Linked DNA regions of Homo sapiens: region 1 is linked to region 2. Evidence: chromatin loops called from intact Hi-C (ENCODE). Cell type or tissue: PC-3. All regions are shown on one strand. Each heading gives the region's core, and the rest is flanking DNA. Links, peaks and the distances in the headings are about the cores only. Region 1 overlaps CUL2 (cullin 2). Region 2 holds the start of LOC124902409 (a long non-coding RNA gene).

Evidence for each region. A loop is a pair of places that touch in the nucleus more often than their neighbours do. Peaks named below come from ENCODE experiments on the same cell type or tissue, not always from the same donor. Only the 100,000 strongest peaks of a DNase experiment are listed, where the experiment ranks them.
Region 1: it touches region 2 in a loop (2.8-fold over the local background); 2 of 110 quality-filtered maps call a loop at or near these places.

The regions. Positions count from the first base shown.
Region 1 is chr10:35,053,197-35,061,963 of GRCh38, reverse strand. CUL2 (cullin 2) reads left to right here. Exons shown (of 21, transcript NM_003591.4): 4 at 996-1,090; 5 at 7,425-7,530. Among named protein-coding and RNA genes, the nearest start is that of MIR3611, 22 kb to the left of the region's middle. In PC-3, for the core only: no CTCF peak of the experiment used is centred there; DNase peaks (open chromatin) are centred at 3,633 and 5,013; H3K4me3 peaks cover 609 bases; H3K27ac peaks cover 3,371 bases.
Region 2 is chr10:35,002,695-35,011,461 of GRCh38, reverse strand. It overlaps CUL2 (cullin 2), which reads left to right. Exons shown (of 21, transcript NM_003591.4): 21 at 1,020-2,911. The coding sequence ends at 1,151. LOC124902409 (a long non-coding RNA gene) reads left to right here and starts at 4,864. Exons shown (of 2, transcript XR_007062110.1): 1 at 4,864-6,422. In PC-3, for the core only: a CTCF peak has its summit at 3,192; DNase peaks (open chromatin) are centred at 3,361, 4,381, 5,341, 6,581 and 1 weaker place; H3K4me3 peaks cover 439 bases; H3K27ac peaks cover 4,619 bases.

The DNA.
Region 1 (8,767 bases), core at 231-8,230, 51 kb before region 2:
AACTGTCTAACCCTGCACGTGGTCAGGAGTAGATACTTTTTTAAATGGTAAGAACTGGCCTGGTGCGGTGGCTTACACCTGTAATCTCTGTACTTTGGGAGGCTGAGGCAGGAGGATCATATGAGGCCAGGAGTTCAAGAGCAGCCTGGGCAATATAGTGAGACACTACCTGTACCAAAAAAAAAAAAAAAAAACCCTCATAAGTAAGGCACAATTGATTGTGTGCTGTTTCCCTGAAAATATTGGAAAATGCTCTACTTTTGATAGTATATGGCATGTGCATTTTAGTGTTCTAATGTGATCATTTATCTGCTTATAAAAGTGCTTTTGATAGCAAGTGTGTTAAAGTGGTCTTAAAGTGTTTAGTATGTTAAAGTTCTGCTATTGTAAGCTAGTGAGCTTTGGTTAACACCATAAGTGATAACTATGTAAGACATTAATAATTTTTTTGCAATTTTATATTTTAGGTTACATTATAAGTGTGATTTTTTTTTTTTTTTTTGGGAGACAGAGTCTTGCTCTGTCACCCAGCCTGGAGTGCAGTGGTGGGGTCTCGGTGCGATCGGGTTCAAGTGATTCTCCTGCCTCAACTTCCCAAGTAGCTGGAACTTACAGGCATGTGCCACCACGGCTGGCTAATTTTTTTTTATTTAGTAGAGACGGGGTTTCACCATGTTGGTCAGGCTGGTCTTGAACTCCTGACCTCAGGTGATCCACCCGCCTTGGCCTCCCAAAGTGCTGGAATTACAGGCGTGAGCCACTGCGCTCGGCTCAGTTTATTCTCTATTATGGATGCTTCACTTTCATTTTGAAGACTCACATCTTTCCCAGTTGTTTCATTTTTAATACGTGTAGTTAATATGTGTTGTGTAAATGTAATTTGTACAGCTAGAATTATGTAAATTATTTTAGAACATTAATTTTGATACATTTTATTGTTGACAGTGAAAATGATTATTGCTTTTCAAGTAAAAATATTTTTCCTCTTTATATAGAGAGTTTTGGAGTCAGAAGAACAAGTACTTGTTATGTATCATAGGTACTGGGAAGAATACAGCAAGGGTGCAGACTATATGGACTGCTTATATAGGTGAGTGTGCCTTTAAAATCTAGACAAGCTAAGCAGCGTTGCCTGCATTCAGTAGTTGACAGGATAATTTTTTTATTGCCTATTTCTCATTCACATATGCAAAACTAAAGCATTCTCTCTGACATGGACTTTTCTCTGCTGTGGGGAAAGGTCTATAGTCAGGGTAAGGTGGGTATTTAGGAGCCAGGGAGTGTGTGGAACGTTCTGTGAAAAGTAAAACTGTACTCGATTGCATGGCTCTGTTTCTTCTGATTGTTTACAACCTGTAGCACATGTTTAATCTCAACAGAGATCAATGTGAAAATTCAACTTGCATGAAACTTAGTGGGAAAATCTCAGCTCATGTCCCCTCGATATGTTCTTATTTGACTCTAGCATTCAGTATTTTATGTTTGATGCAAACGATGTTAGATAAATTACTGGGTTATTTTCCCCTTGAAGTTCTGCATTCCCCATGGTCTAGGCATATTGAATTACTTGTAGTTTCCTAATGGCCCATGGTCTCTCCCATCTTCCTGCCTTTCCTGGTGCTGTTCCATCTGCCTGGATTGCTTCTCTTTCTTTTTCTATTTTTCTTTCTTTTATTTTGTCCTTTTTTTTATTTTTTATTTTTTGAGGCAGGATCTCACCTAGGCTGCAGTGTAGTTGCATGATCTCAGCTCACTGCAGCCTCAGCCTCCTGGGCCCTAGCAATCCTCCCACCTCGAACACCCTTCTCCCCAGTTGCTGGAACAACAGGTGTGCACCGCCATGCCTGGCTAATGTTGTTCATTTTTTGTAGAGATGCTGTCTCACTATGTTGCCCAGGATGGTCTTGAACTCCTGAGCTTAAGCAGTCCTCCCTCCTCAGTCTCCCAAAGTGCTGGGATTACAGGCATGAGCCACTGTGCCTGGCTAAATTAGTACTATTAAATTGGTGCTATTTGTGAACTTTTAGTAAATGTTGCAGCCTATTTAATATGTGTTTGTGTATGTGTGTGTAAAATGATATGAGTTAGTTAGTATCTCTGTTTTTTACAGAGGAAGAAAGCAATGCTGAGAGCATGATTTTGTTGAAGGTCACTCAGCTAATGAATCACAAAGGCAGGATTTAAACCCAGATCAGTCTGAATCCAAAGCCCATCCATTTAACCACTTCATTCTACCATAATCTTGTTCCAGAAACATGGTATTTCACTTAAGTAGATTCTATTCTCAATCTTCTTGTACAGGCATACTTTGGAGATGATGTGGGTTCAGTTCCAGACCACCACATGTAAAGGGAATATTGCAGTAAGACAAGTCACACAAGTTGTTTGGTTTCCCAGTGCATATAAGTTATGTTTATGCTATACTGTAGTCTGTTAAGTGTGCAGTAGCATTGTCTAAAAAAATGTGCACAACTTAATTTAAAATTACTTTATTGCTAAAAAAAATGCTGTTGATCATTTGAGCCTTCAGCAAGTTGTAATCCTTTTGCCAGTCTTCTTACCTCGGTGTTGATGGCTGCTGACTGATCATGGTGGTGGTTGCTGAAGGTTGGGGAGGCTGTGGCAATGTCTTAAAATAAGACAACAATGAAGTTAGCTGCATCAGTTGACTCTTTCTTCACAAAAGATTTCTCTCTAGGGTGCAATGCTGTTGGATAGCATTTTACCTGCAGTAGAAATTCTTACGAAATTGGAGTCAGTCCTCTCAAACCCTGCCACCACCTTATCAGCTAGGCTTATGTAATATTTGAATCCTTTGTTGTCATTTCAACAATGTTCATACCGTCTTATTAGGAGTAGATTCTGTCTCAAGAAACCACTTTCTCATCCATAAGAAGCAACTCCTTATCCATTCAAGTTATATCATGAGATTGCAGCAATTCAGTCCCATCTTCAGGATCCACTTCTGAGTTCTCTTGATGTTTCCACCACACCTCCAGTCACTTCCTCCCCTGAAGTCTTGACCCCCTAACTCATCCATGAGGGTTGGAAGTGTTAACTGAATTGAGTGACTGAGGCAGCTGTCTCAATCAAGGTTTATTGAGCTAGCTTAAGGATGCTCCCAGGAAAAACGCAAGGCACAGATGCATCTGTGGCTGTTTTGTCCAAAGAGGTTCTTAGGAGGGTTAGTGTTTATACATTTTCCTTAAAACATGAGGGGTGGTGGCAGTGAGGCAAATGGTTACCTACTTGTGAGACTAATTAATGCCCAGTAAATCTACATTTTATATAAGATAAACCTTTGAAGCAAAAGGAAATAGAAGAAGAAAACAGTTGTGCAGACATCTCAGGGAAGGAATGATTACTCTCATCTTGCCTTTGCTCTGTGCCTGGGAATTATCAGCTAAGAATCGACACTTATCAGGTGGATGCTAGCAGACCTTAGGTTTTAGGAACTAGACTTTAGACTACAGATCTGGAGTTACAATGGACCTGTCCTTGTGTTATGGGAGGATTTACATTTTAATGGTTTCGAGGCTAGCAAAGAATTTACGAATGAGTGACTTTTTGAGGCGGGTTAGTCATCAGGAAATGGCTGAGGCTTTTTGCCTTACCACGGGGGTCTGGCTAATATATAATGTTTCGACACAAACTTGTAAGAGTTATTCGTCCAGGAAGAGGATGGCCATTTAGCATGACTCAGCCTCCAAGGTTAAATTCCTGTTTTGGCATAGGAGTTTTGGGAATCCTGAGATTTTATTTCCCTTTATAGAATCAGCATCTTCTAATCACCTGTTCATAATGATATTTAGACCTTCTCCCATGAATCATAAATGTTCTTTTTTTAAAAATTTTATTACTAATTTTTGGGACCGAGTCTCGCTGTTTCCCCGGCTGGAGTGCAGTGGCACAATCTTGGCTCACTGCAGCATCCGCCTCCCAGATTCAAGTGATTCTCCTTCCTCAGCCTCCTGAGTAGCTGGGATTACTGGCACGCGCCACCACACCTGGCTAATTTTTGTATTTTTTTTTAGTAGAGATGGGGTTTCACCATGTTGGCCAGGATGGTCTCGAACTCCTGACCTCGAGTGATCCACCTGCCTCAGCCTCCCAAAGTGCTGGGATTACAGGCGTGAGCCACTGCGTCCAGCCCATGTCTTTATTAAGAAGCAAATATGTGGTTAATAAATTTGATTGTAAAATACTACAGTGACTTATAAAATAAGAATGGTGTCCATATTAAAATGAAAAATGGCACTGTTTATATTTTAAATTGTGACTTTATTTTCTTTTTTTCTTTTTTTTTTTTTTCAGACGGAGTCTTGCTCCGTCGCCCAGGCTGGAGTGCAGTGGCACGATCTCGGCTCACTGCAACCTCCGCCTCCTGGGTTCAAGTGATTCTCCTGCCTCAGCCTCCTGAGTAGCTGGGATTACAGGCAACCACCACCATGCCTGGCTAATTTTTGTATTTTTTTAGTAGAGACGGGGTTTCACCATGTTGGCCAGACTGGTCTCCTGACCTCAGGTGATCTGCCTGCCTCAGCCTCCCAAAGTGCCAGGATTACAGACATGAGCCACCGTGCCTGGCCATGACTTTATTTTAAAACATTGTATTTCAAGCTTAAATTTACCAAGAGTAAAAATCTGCAATAAGAAAGACATAGTTAATGTAAGTTAGTTTAAATTTTATTCTGTGAGGAAAAGATAATACTGGTTTGTCTTTGCAGATACAAAGCATGTAAAGCTGCACTAAATCAATACCTGGCTCAAGAATATACATCTAGATCTTTGGAATGGATTAGTGAATGCAGGCCTGATCTGCAGATTTAGCATCTGCTTCTATGCTAGGCAGTTTACACTTATTATGTAGGTAAAGGAAGCTCCTGTAGAATTCTGAATAGGAAAGTAACATCCTGACAGCAGAATTTTTAGATGAATTAAAGATGCCAGAAACTGAAGTAGAGCCCAGTCATAAAAGTGTTCCACATAATCGGGGCAGAGGGTCAGCAAGTAGATTGGAAGTCAAAGGAAGTAGTGAGAGGAAGTGATGCATACTTTAGGAAGACAGGAAGACTGACTGATTAAAGCAGGCAAAATGGAAGGATGAGATAAGTGATTCTGATGTTTTAGGCGAGGTTACTGGAATGGTCTTGGTGCCAGTGACCAGAAAAGAAAACTGGTTTGGAGCAGATTCCGTATTGGAAGGCATATGTAAATGGTAATATGACAATTAAGTACCCTCTACTGAGGGAGCACCGCTCCTGACGAAATCTTATATTTGTTTGTATATTGTACCACAGAGTGAGCTCTGTGTGGGCAGAGACCATATTTTTGCTTTTCATCTTTGTGTTTCCAGTGCCTCATGTTGACCTGGCACACGATATACCCTCAGCCGATGTTGAATGGGAGTGGAAGACCTCTCCTGAGTTTCTGTGCCAGCCCTGCCACTTAGGAGCCGATTGACCTTTGGCAAGCTCTTTAACCTCTCTAGGCTGCAGCTTTCTTATGTATAAAATGATCATAGGAGTACCACATACATCTGTCTTATAGTATTCAGCCACATAAAATGCTTAGGGCTGTGTCTGACAGGTGATCTCAATAAATGTTAGTGATTACTTTTATTTCCTGGTATTCATGGCTTTTATGATCTGGCTGCAGGCTGCTTTTCCAGGTTTGTGTTCTACTGTTAGCTTTTGCTATCCTTGCTGTCTGGAATGTTATCCATTTATTTATTCAGTAATTATTTTTTGAGGACTTGACTTTTGCCTGCCACTACTGTGGATGCTGTCTACAAGAGGAGGTTCTTGCTTTGTATACTGTACATTCTAGAGAGAAGATGAATGCACAAAAAAAGAAACCAATAAAAGCATAGGATTATTTCATATAGTAGCAATTACTGTGAAGAAAGTAAAACAGTTGTGCGTTAAATAGTTACTTGCTTAGGGCTGGGAAGTGAAGGCTAACTCCTCTGGGGTTCAGGGCACACCTGAAAGGTGTGTCTGTGCTGAGACTCGGATGAAAGGGGACTGACTACCCTCAGAATATCTGGGATGGGGCACTTAGGTGGAGAGGCCATCCCCTCTTTACCTTTTACTTTTGTCTCTCAATCTTATTCCTCTTTCCTTAGCTGGAAGGCATGGTTGGAAACTCAGCATGAAATTTTGAGAGTTACAGTGAGGATAGAGAGGAAGGAATAAATGGCATTTTAAAGGGGAAAAAAAAGAGTATGATCTTGTAACTTATGGTCAGAGGACACTAAAATATCAAATGGTACATCAAGGTTGTAAGCCATGGAGTCTAGAGCCTTGACTAGTGAATATGGAGATGGAGCTTGTGTAAATGGTTGTGGGTATACCACTTTGGAGTCAATTTTCTAGGAGTTATTATTATTATTTCCTTAAGAGACAGTCTCGCTGTTACCCAGGCTGCTCTCAAACTGCTGGCCTCAAGTGATCCTCCCGCCTCAGCCTCCCAAAGCACTGGGATTACAGGCGTGAGCCCCGACGCCTGGCCAGGAATTATGTGTTTAATTGTTTCCCAAAATTGTTGTCTTGTTTTGGTTGTCTTCGTTTTTAATTTGTCTGTAAATGCTGAGTGGACCCTTCATTTTGGTGTAGTGAATTTTGAAAAGTGTATATATTCATGTATAGATTTCATGGGTTGTTGCCTAAAATACTTGTATTGTCAGTAGCTATTTACACTAGCAGAACCTTTCAAATGAATAGTTTTAGGTGGTGACTGTTTAAAGGCATTATAGTGAAATCTGGAATCCTAAAAACTACACAGTTGAACATTACGAGTCCTTTCTCCATGTTTTATTTTATTTTAGATTTCTGTATTCATCTCAGTTATTCTGAGTTAATCACATATATTAGTCTTGAAATATATTAAACATTTTTAGTATAATTCATTTTCCTCTGGTAGACAAAGTCATCTTGTATCTGTCAATCTTGCCCATACTTACTATCTGTAACACTGTGTTCCATTTTCTTACCTACTGATTGTGATCTTTTTTGTTTAAAAATGAAAAATTGCATTTCTTCCTGGTGATTAGAATATAAATTAGAAAGCTAACTTGACTTTTATCTTTTAACCATTCTCTGTTTAATTTTTGGAAAGTGGACTTTATCTTGACTTTCCCAAGAAGAGTCTGGGAAGTAGCAAACGAGATTATAGAAATTCTGAAACTTGGATAAGAGCTGTTGGGCTAGAAGGGTATTGTAAGGGCTTGCAGAGAAAGGTGGGCTGATAATTTTAATTTTTATTATATTTCTAATCTCTACATAATTCATTTCTTTTGGATTTGTTAGTAGGCTATTCCATGGCTTATATGTAATCTTAAAAATATTCTTCTAAAGTTGCAAGTCATTTGCTTTCCTACTGACTTTAACTTAATATCCATTGATATTACATTTATTTTCCAGGTATCTCAACACCCAGTTTATTAAAAAGAATAAATTAACAGAAGCGGACCTTCAGTATGGCTATGGTGGTGTAGATATGAATGAACCACTTATGGAAATAGGAGAGGTAGGACATTCTTTAAGTGACTAGCAAACATAAGTATGTTTTTATACACTGAGGTAATTTGATTGCACATCATTTTTTAAGGACACTGATTTGGCTAGCTTAAAATGGTCAAGATTTAAAAGATCCTAAATAAAATGCTATAGTGATTTCCTAAGAATCCTCAGGAACGAAAAAGATGTGACAACTACTCTTTTGATAATTAAATTTATAATGGATGAATGATAGAGTTAATGGTTCTGCATTGTGAAAAAACTCAGAAACAATTATAAAGTGTTGACGGCCCTGTAGTTAAAAAGTGCAGGGGACAAGTACTTAAAAGACAGGCTAGAGGAGAGGAAACACAAATTTATGGATACAACAAATTTATTGTAACTTTACTTTAAAAGTAATTAAATTCAGAGTGAAACAATTAAATGGGCAGTTTGGTCCATTCAAGTTCTTGAGGTACAGTGCAAATTAAAATATGGAAAATTATGCTGATTGTGAAAGAAGTATTATTGTACAAGCTTGTTTATTCATTTAATACATCTTTATTGAGTAGCCAGGCATTGGGGATACAATGGTGAACAGACAGAAGGTCCCTGCACACAAAAGCTTGTAAGTTCATGTAAGGGAAGCAGATGCCAAATAGGAAATTAATGTTAACTTGTGATTTATGTTAATGAAGGAAATAAACAGGCTAAGAGGCAGCATTAGGAGACATTTAAGGTAGTGTAATCCTTTCCGAAAGAAATTGATCAGTGTCTTTCTTTCAGTACAGTTTAAAATACTTAATACCTTTTGACCAAGTAATCCCAAGTCCTAAGCCTAGTGATCCATACTTGGAAAATAATAAATATTAGAAAAGAGTTTAATGTTTAAAAGTATTCTTTGCAATCATTGTTAATAGGGTGCCTAATGGCTGAACAGTGTAAAATTTCAGCATCCAACATTCAGCAATAAAAAGCATGGAAGAAGAATGTATTATATATGATATGATTTTGTTATAAAAGTAGGCAAATGGATAAATTAATAGCAGAAAATTGTTCATAGAAACTTTAACAAAGGGGACATTGTTTATGAAAAAATTTGGACACAAAATTATAGGTATATGTTGAATACAAATACAATTATAGGGAAAAGATGATATAGAGAAAAAGATCAATGAGAAATACCAAAATATTAACAGTAGTTGCTTTTAGTTAGTAGCATTGTAAGTGAATAAATCATTCCCTTATCACCAGCACTGTCAAGCACA
Region 2 (8,767 bases), core at 437-8,436:
ATTTTTCGTAGAGACAGGGTTTCACCATGTTGGCCAGGCTGGTCTCGAACTCCTGACCTCAGGTGATCCACCTGCCTCGGCCTCCAAAAGTGCTGGGGTTACAGGTGTGAGCCACCATGCCCAGTGGACACCTGTAATCTGAATGTCTTGTTAGGCCAAGACAGGAGGATCACTTGAGTCCAGGAGTTTCAGACCAGCCTGGGCAACACAGGGAGACCCCATCTCACCTAAAAAAAAAAAAAAAAAAAAATTAAAAAATTAAAAAATTAGCCAGTTGTGGCGGCACACTTGTAGTACCAACTACTTGGGAGGCTGAGGCGGGAGGATTGCTTGAGCCCAGGGATTGAGCCTGTGTGACACAGTGAGATGCTATCTCAAATGATAATAATAAATTCATATTTGCTTTGGCTTTATTTTAGAGGTCTAAAACTTGCTGATTCATTGAGTCTTCTGTCCAGTTATTGAAGGAAATTGACCCATCAGATATTCATTCATTCCATAACTATCTGAGCCTACCATGTGATAGACAGCTGGGCTGGTCCCTGGGATATAGCACAGAGCAGCTGAAGATATGGCAGGCTTTTTTGGAGTTCACAGTTTAATGGGGGAAGAAATACACTATTGAAATGATATGCAAATAAATGTAAAATTACATTAGCATGCACTGAAGGAAACGTATACAGTACTATGAGAATGTATTTAAATATCCTGGCCTAGGGGCTGCTGGGGAAAACTTTCTTGAGAAAGTGTTTGAACTAAGAGCTGAGAGTTGAGTTAAATAGAAGCTTGGGGTTGTGTGTGAGTACTTAGGTTAATTAGTTTATTGTTTCACTTAATTATGTATCATTATTAGATTTTGCTGTATCCATTTTCCACATTGTAGTTCCTATTTTCATACTTAATTTGGCCCATTTGTTGAAACCTCAGTACATTTGAGGCACTTTAAACTGATTGGTTAAAAGTCATTACTTAATAGCTGAAGAACTGGCAGTAGTTTGACTTCCACATCTCTTCCACAGGTGATTAGCCAGTCAAGAGCTAGGTTTAATCCCAGTATCAGCATGATTAAGAAGTGTATTGAAGTTCTGATAGACAAACAATACATAGAACGCAGCCAGGCGTCGGCAGATGAATACAGCTACGTCGCGTGATGTCGCTCTCCTCCAGCGTGGTGTGAGAAGATCATTGCCATCACCATTTGGTGTGTTCCTGTGGGAAAAAGCAGGACTGTGCCTCCATAATTTGGTCATTTGGCAGCCCCTGTTTTCTGCTGTTTACAACATCACCAGTGCCACGTCATGAGCGTCAAAGAAAATGCCTAGAGATATTTCAAGCTCATGTCATTATGACATTTCTTAAAACTTTATTAAAAGAATGAGTGAAGTATTGCTGAAAAGTGGAAATTCGGTTGGGTACCATGCTTTTTCTCCCCTTCACGTTTGCAGTTGATGTGTCTTTTTTTTTTTTTTTAATGTATCTTAAAGGACATAAAATTTAAAAACTTAAATATTGTAATATGACAGATAACCTAATAATTGTATCTACATTAAAATGACAAACATGATACTGCTGCTTGTCAAATAAAAAAAAAATAAAGAAATAGAATGCCTTTTTTATGTGGATGGAGTATCAGGTTGACCACAAAATATATTGACTCAAAGCAGCTAATGCATCTTTAGTTGCGTTTTTATCTGAATGGTTTAATTCACTTGTACTCCTATTTAAATCCTACATGAAAAATGTCTAGATTATTGTTCTTGACTGCATAGGACTGCATTCAGCATAAAGAATGCTTTATTTTTATGGATTAGATATATTGGATCTAAACATTTTGAATCTTGAAGATGTAATTCCATCAGCAGTTTCTGGTGGTGTGCTACTCCACAGACATCGCAGAGTGTGAGCAGGATGCTTGGTGACCTCAAGTCTGGCACAGAGAGAGCTTTTCATTCAAAAGTTGTCTTTCTTCGGTTGCATAATCCATTAATTCTAGCATAGACTAGTACCCTAGCTCTGTGGCCTTCCCTGAGTCTTAGGAAATCTATGATACCAACATATTCCTTCTATATGCCTCCCCTACCTGTTACCCTTACAACCCTCCTCCAACAGTTTAGATACTAGAGTCACTCTCATCAATCACAGATGTGCTTAGCAATGCATAACCTAAATACTTTTTTAAAAAAGAAAATTGTACATTGTACTGGGTGCCACATATATAAATCCCATTATTTTGTTTATTTTATATATATATATATATATAATATATATATATATATATCTCAACAGCAGTGTTAAGAGTACTGCGATCTATTATCATATTTATTGTCTATCCACACCATCACCACCACCACCACACCCCTCCTCCCTCAACATACAATTTTTCTTTATTTTAAAAAAAATAAGAGACGGGGTTTCGCCATGTTTCCCAGGCTAGTCTGGAACTTCTGGCCTCAAGCAATCCTATCTCTGTCTCCCAAAGTGCTGGGATTACAAGCATGAGCCACTGCATCCATCCAACACAAAATTTTTAAAATCGGAATATTTTAAAGCAAATCACACAAATTATTTCACTTATAATACTTCAGTAAGGCCTTTAAAAAATCCACAGTGATATTATTACTCCTAACAAAAACAATAATTACTTAGTATCATCTAATATGTGGTTCATATTTAAATTTGTTGTTTTGAGATGGGTCTTACAATTGGTTTATTCAATTGCATTTTTTCTAACTCGTGTCTCAAGTGTTTTAAAAATCTACTGAACTTATAATGACTTATATAATGTATTTCTCATTTTACCTTTCTTCCAAAAGAGGAAATAATGGCAAACCATATAATATTGTACATTCACTGTCAAAAAGCAAACCCTTGTTTTGATAACTTGTTGATTGATAAAAGTTTTCCAAATTGATTCCTTTTTTTCTTAAATATTTATAAATGTTAAATTAAGTCTTATCCTGGTATCTAATTGTCAAGAAAATATACTGAAAAATGGACAAAATACTTGTGCGGAGGTCTACAGAGATGGCTTACAAGAGTTTTCTTCACATCCTTTCTCCATTTTATCTGAAAGGAAACATCTCTCGCATGAGGAAGAGAGGCCAAATCTGTTCAACCAAGGCACCATTCAGAAAGGGAGCAATGTTTGGAATTCATTGCAGCGCACACCTTCCCCTGCAGAGAGTGCTGGGAAGAGTTGCAGTCTTGTCAAGTTAGGTCAGGAGATTGAAGTCATCACTGCAGAAGCTGTAGCACACAGCCCAGAGCTCTGACCTGGCCGCCCTGCTGTGCAGTAACTAGTGCGAGTGGGCAAAACAGCTCAGAGCTATGAAAAGGAAAAAGGAGCAAGGAGAGGAGGATTTTCTATGCTTCACTGCAGAAAACACAAGTAAGCAAAACCCTCAGAAGTTTTTTAGAAGTCATTAATACTAAGGTAGTTTACGTATGTGAGTCAGTGATGCATTTTATAGCCAGCCAGCATGAGGCCTTGTCCACATGCCAGTCCTTTCCCTTTGAAAGCAAATATTTAATTGCTACTGAAGGTGCAGACTTATTTTAAGGTTTAGTCCAATATTTTATGACCATTTGCTTTAATATAAACAAGCACTCTGGGGGTTGTGTGTTTGTTTTGTTGTTTTAAGACAGGGTCTCGCTCTGTCACCCAGGCTGGAGTGCAGTGGTGCAATCACGGCGCACTGCAACCTCGACCTGCCAGGCTCAAGTGATCCTCCCACCTCAGCCTCCCAAGTAGCTGGGACCACAGGCACATGCCATCACACTCGGCTAATCTTTGTATTTTTTGTAGAGACGAGGTTTTGCCATGTTGCCCAGGCTGGTCTCAAACTCCTGAGCTCAAGCAATCCACCTGCCTCGGCCTCCCAAAGTGCTGGGATTAGAGGTGTGAGCCACTATGCTTTATTTTCTTTATAACTTACTATCTTTTTAGGATTTTGTAACCTATGTACGCTACCATGCTATCCCATGTCTGTTCACTTTTTTAAAAAACCTTTTTGAGTATAAATGATGACAGGTGCTTCCACCTATGTTATTTTGTTTAATCTTCAGGTAATCCTGTTTGATAGGCAATGCTTCTCTTTTTCATAGGTGAGGAAACTAAATGAGACTTTTCCAGGAGTTACTGTTGTAAACTGCAGAACCTGAATTTAAATGCCAGTCAAATCCATGGATGTTATAAGTATGGCCTCTCTGTATAGGTATATAGCCTCTAAAATAAGTAGAAATAACTTCATTTCATACATAAAGAATAGTTTTTCCTGACCTTTTAGAATAACAATTTGTTTCTAGTTAAATAATGTATGATAAACACATCATATTTTTCTTAAGATACTTAAGATGATGTAAACACGGTTAAGGAATTTGTCTTGGCACATAGCTGATTCATGACAAAGCGTATTTGTGAATTTAGTGTTTTACATTCACATGTACTATTACAGAACATTTATTTCACAGTGTATATATACTTAAAAGTTGTTATCAGTTAATTTTGTTGAGCTATGTACTAGAAAAGGATAATTATTCACCTCTTGATTTTTGGTTCCAAGAATAAATTCTTGGTCGAGCAAGGTCAAAGTCAAGATGCGAACTTTAAAAATACTAGTCCTTGGCTGGGCACGGTGGCTCACGCCTGTAATCCCAGCACTTTGGGAGGCTGAGGTGGGTGGATCACCTGAGGTCAGGAGTTCAAGACCTGCCTGACCAACATGGAGAAACCCTGTCTCTACTAAAAATACAAAAAATTAGCCAGCCATGGTGGCATGCGCCTGTAGTCCCAGCTACTTGGGAGGCTGAGGCAGGAGAATTGCTTGAACCCAGGAGGCATAGGTTGCAGTGAGCCAAGATCGAGCCATTGCACTCCAGCCTGGGCGACAAGAGCAAAACTCGGTCTCAAAAAAATAAATAAATAAAAATACTAGTCCTAAGGTCTGTTGCAGATGGGCGATAGCGAAATGAGTGGAAATTAATATGGAGAGACCCACTAGTAGAAGATTGCTGTGTTCTTGAAGCGTATCAAGGCCAAAGCAATTAAATTAGGCAATCCTTTGAAATATATGGCCCCATAGGCTAGAATTCATTAAAGGTAGGATTTACTGATGGGGAAGAATGATAATTTTCATAAGGAATGGCTGTGCTACCTATGAAATTGTAAGAGATTTTTTTTTCTTCCACTGGCCCCTATCCACAACCCAGGAAATTCCTCTTCGTTTTATCATCTAGCAAACAGGTACTGGTGCCAGGGCATTACGCTGGGTACAAGATATGCGGTGATGAGCAGAAAAGATGCTGTCTGTGCTCACATGGAGCTTCCGGTCTTTAACAATCAGTCAGAACTGTGTCATTCCAGATGTGGTAAGTGCTTGTGAAGGAAATCGTGACTACTCAGGAGGATTTCATAAGAGAGGTTAACGGGTGGAGAATGAAGGTGGGAGAGCACATTCTTAACGGAAGTGACAGCAAAGATCCTAAGATAAGAGGCAGCCAGAACTGGGAAATCGAAAAGACCAGTGTGGCTGAATTATGTGCATTGTAAGCAAAGAGTGATTTGGTTATATTTACATTTTTAAAAGATGATGGTAATGTTTTCACAACTTGGCTAGTCAGTGTGTGAATGTTCATTTTGTTAACATGCTTTATGGTGTGCATATTTATATATTATTTTGCTTTGGCGTTTGTGAACTATGTCATAATATTTGTAATTTTTTTTTTGAAAGAGTCTTGCTTTGTTGCCCAGGCTGGAGTGCAGTGGCACGATCTCAGCTCACTGCAGTCTTCGCCTCCCAGGTTCAGGTGACCCTCCTGCCTCAGCCCACCTAGTAGCTGGGATTACGGGCACGCATCACCATGCCCGGCTAATTTTCGTATTTTTAATAGAGACGGGGTTTCACCATGTTGGCCAGGCTGGTCTCGAACTCCTGACCTCAGGTGATCCACTCGCCTCAGCCTCCCAAAGTGCTGGGATTACAAGGTGTGAGACACCGCACCCAGCCAATATTTGTAAATTTTAAGGGAAAATGCATCGGAAGAAATTAGGCGGTAATTTTTTTGGAGACAGAGTCTCGCTCTGTTGCCCAGGATGGAGTGCAGTGGTGCCATCTCGGCTCACTGCAAACTCCGCCTCCCAGGTTCAAGCAATTCTCATGCCTCAGCCTCCCAAGTAGCTGGGATTACAGGTGCATGACCACGGTCGGCTAACTTTTGTATTTTTAGTAGAGTCGGGGTTTCATCATATTGACCAGGCGGGTCTCGAACTCCTGACCTCAAGCAATCTGCCTGCCTCAGCCTCCCAAAGTGCTGGGATTACAGGCGTGAGCCACCGTGCCCGGCTCAGGAGTGATCCTAATGACAGTGACTACTTCTAGAGGGATAAAGTGGATGAACCGGAGTGACTTATGGATTGTGACAGGGTGAGTGGGGGAACAGATGAGTCAATGATGGCAACCTAGATTTTTGGCTTTCACAACTAATGCCATTTAGTGAGTTAGGGGGATCCTAGAAGCCCGAAAGGAGAAGGAAGTTAGTAGGCTTGGTTTTAGACAGTGTGTACTTGATGTGCTTTTGAGATGTCCAAGTGCAGCAGGTGGTTGGTCGTAAAGGCTGAAAGTTCACTGTGCACATGTTCCCATCCTGATTCTTAGAAACCAATCTGTAGAAGCTGTTTGAACTATTCTCCTTTCTCTTACCCTAGCCCATGAGTCAACACTTTCCAGGTTCATCGTGACTAGAGAATACCAAACATTTACTACCACATGAATATGTTGCAGACATGTTAAGTCATAAAAGCAGGAATGAAGAGGAATGAGATTTTTCCTTTAGTTATTTATATATTAATACATTCTAGGATTTGCCTTCCTGTGTTTCAGTGAGTGGTCTTGTCACCCCCGCTTTGAGGTGAGGACACATTTACAGAAGCGGGGTCATTGTGCCCAAAGTGAACCTGCCAGAGTCTCACTCTGTCACCAGGCTGGAGTGCAGTGACGCGATCTCGGCTCACTGCAACCTCCACCTCCAGGTTCAGGTGATCCTCCTGCCTCAGCCTCTCGAGTAGCTGGGACTACAGGCATGTACCACCACGCCCAGATAATTTTTTTGTATTTTTCGTAGAGAGGCCAGGATGGTCTTGATCTCTTAACCTCGTGATCCACCTGCCTTGGCCTCCCAAAGTGCTAGGATTACAGGCGTGAGCCACTGTGCCCGGCCAGTTCTTTCTTATATTCATAAATCTTTGCCCACTACTGCTTTTGCACTGCACTCCTGGCAAGCTTAAAAGGAATCATCAGCAAAGGAAGAGATCTTTGGGAACTAACTTGTGGAAAAGAATTTGAATAACAAAGGGCGGTATTAGATGTTTTGTTATTGTTTTCTTTTTCTCCATTGTTAGTAACTTGCTATTTACAGTTCTAGTAATTGAAGAATTGTAGACTGTGTTGAAGTTTGCAGCCTCGGGTAAGGAATAAACTTAGTGGATTGCTGTTTTTATACTTGGATGGCCAGGCTGATATTTTCCTTGGAGGAACTTTGGTGTTGCAGAAAAAAGATGAAAATTTTCTGTGACTTTCATAAGCAGCCCTGTTCAGGTATCAACTAGCTTATGGGGCTGTCCCTAGCTCAGTACTCAGTCCTATGCAGAGAGCCTCAGCATTCTTAAGTGGATAGTTTTCAGGTTGTTTGTCTTCTAGGGGAAAAAACAGATATGATAAGCTCAGATCTACTTTTAGCAGAAACAAAGCTGGTCTAGTGGCCGGGCGCAGTGGCTCACACCTATAATCTCAGCACTTTAGGAGGCTGAGGTGGGCAGATCATTTGAGGTCAGGAGTTCGAGACCAGCCTGGCCAACGTGGTGAAACCCAGTCTCTACTAAAAATACAAAAATTAGCTGGGCGTGGCACACACTTGTAGTCCCAGCTAGTTGGGAGGCCGAGGCATGAGAATCACTTCAATCCAGTAGGCAGAGGCTGCAGTGAGCTGAGATCCTGCCACTGTGCTCCAGCCAGGATGACAGAGCCATCTTAAATCACGCACACACACACACACACACACACACACACACACACACACACACACACACAAAAGAACGCTGGTCTAGTTTTGGCCTGAGGAGGTCAGTGATGCGGGAGAAGTATGGTGATGTTAAAGGAAACTCGCCAAATGCAAATCAATGCAGTGCTACAAAGTAGATATCTGAGACACCTTGTTTAAATTGTACATTTTATTGTTTTTGTTTTTTGAAACGGAGTCTCACTCTGTCGTCCGGGCTGGGGTACAGTGGCGCAGTCTCAGCTCGCTACTGCCTCCACCTCCTGGGTTCAAGCAATTCTCTTGCCTCAGCCTCCAAGTAGCTGGGATTGCAGACGTGTGCTACCACGCCCAGCTAATTTTTTTTTTTTTTTAGATGAAGTTTCACTCTTGTTGCCCAGGCTGGAGTGCAATGGCGTGATCTTGGCTCACTGCAACCTCCACCTCCCAGATTCAAGCGATTCTCCTGCCTTAGCCTCCCGAGTAGCTGGGATTACAGGCATGCACCACCACGCCCGGCTAATTTTGTATTTTTAGTAGAGACAGGGTTTCTCCATGTTGGTCAAGCTGGTCTCGAACTCCCGACCTCAGGTGATCCACCTGCCTCAGCCTCCCAAAGTGTTGGGATTACAGGCTGAGCCACCACACCCGTCCTAGATTGTATATTTTAAAATAATCGTCTCTTAACTGTTGACAGCCAAGAAAGATGAGGACCTGCAGCCACTTGGTAAATTGG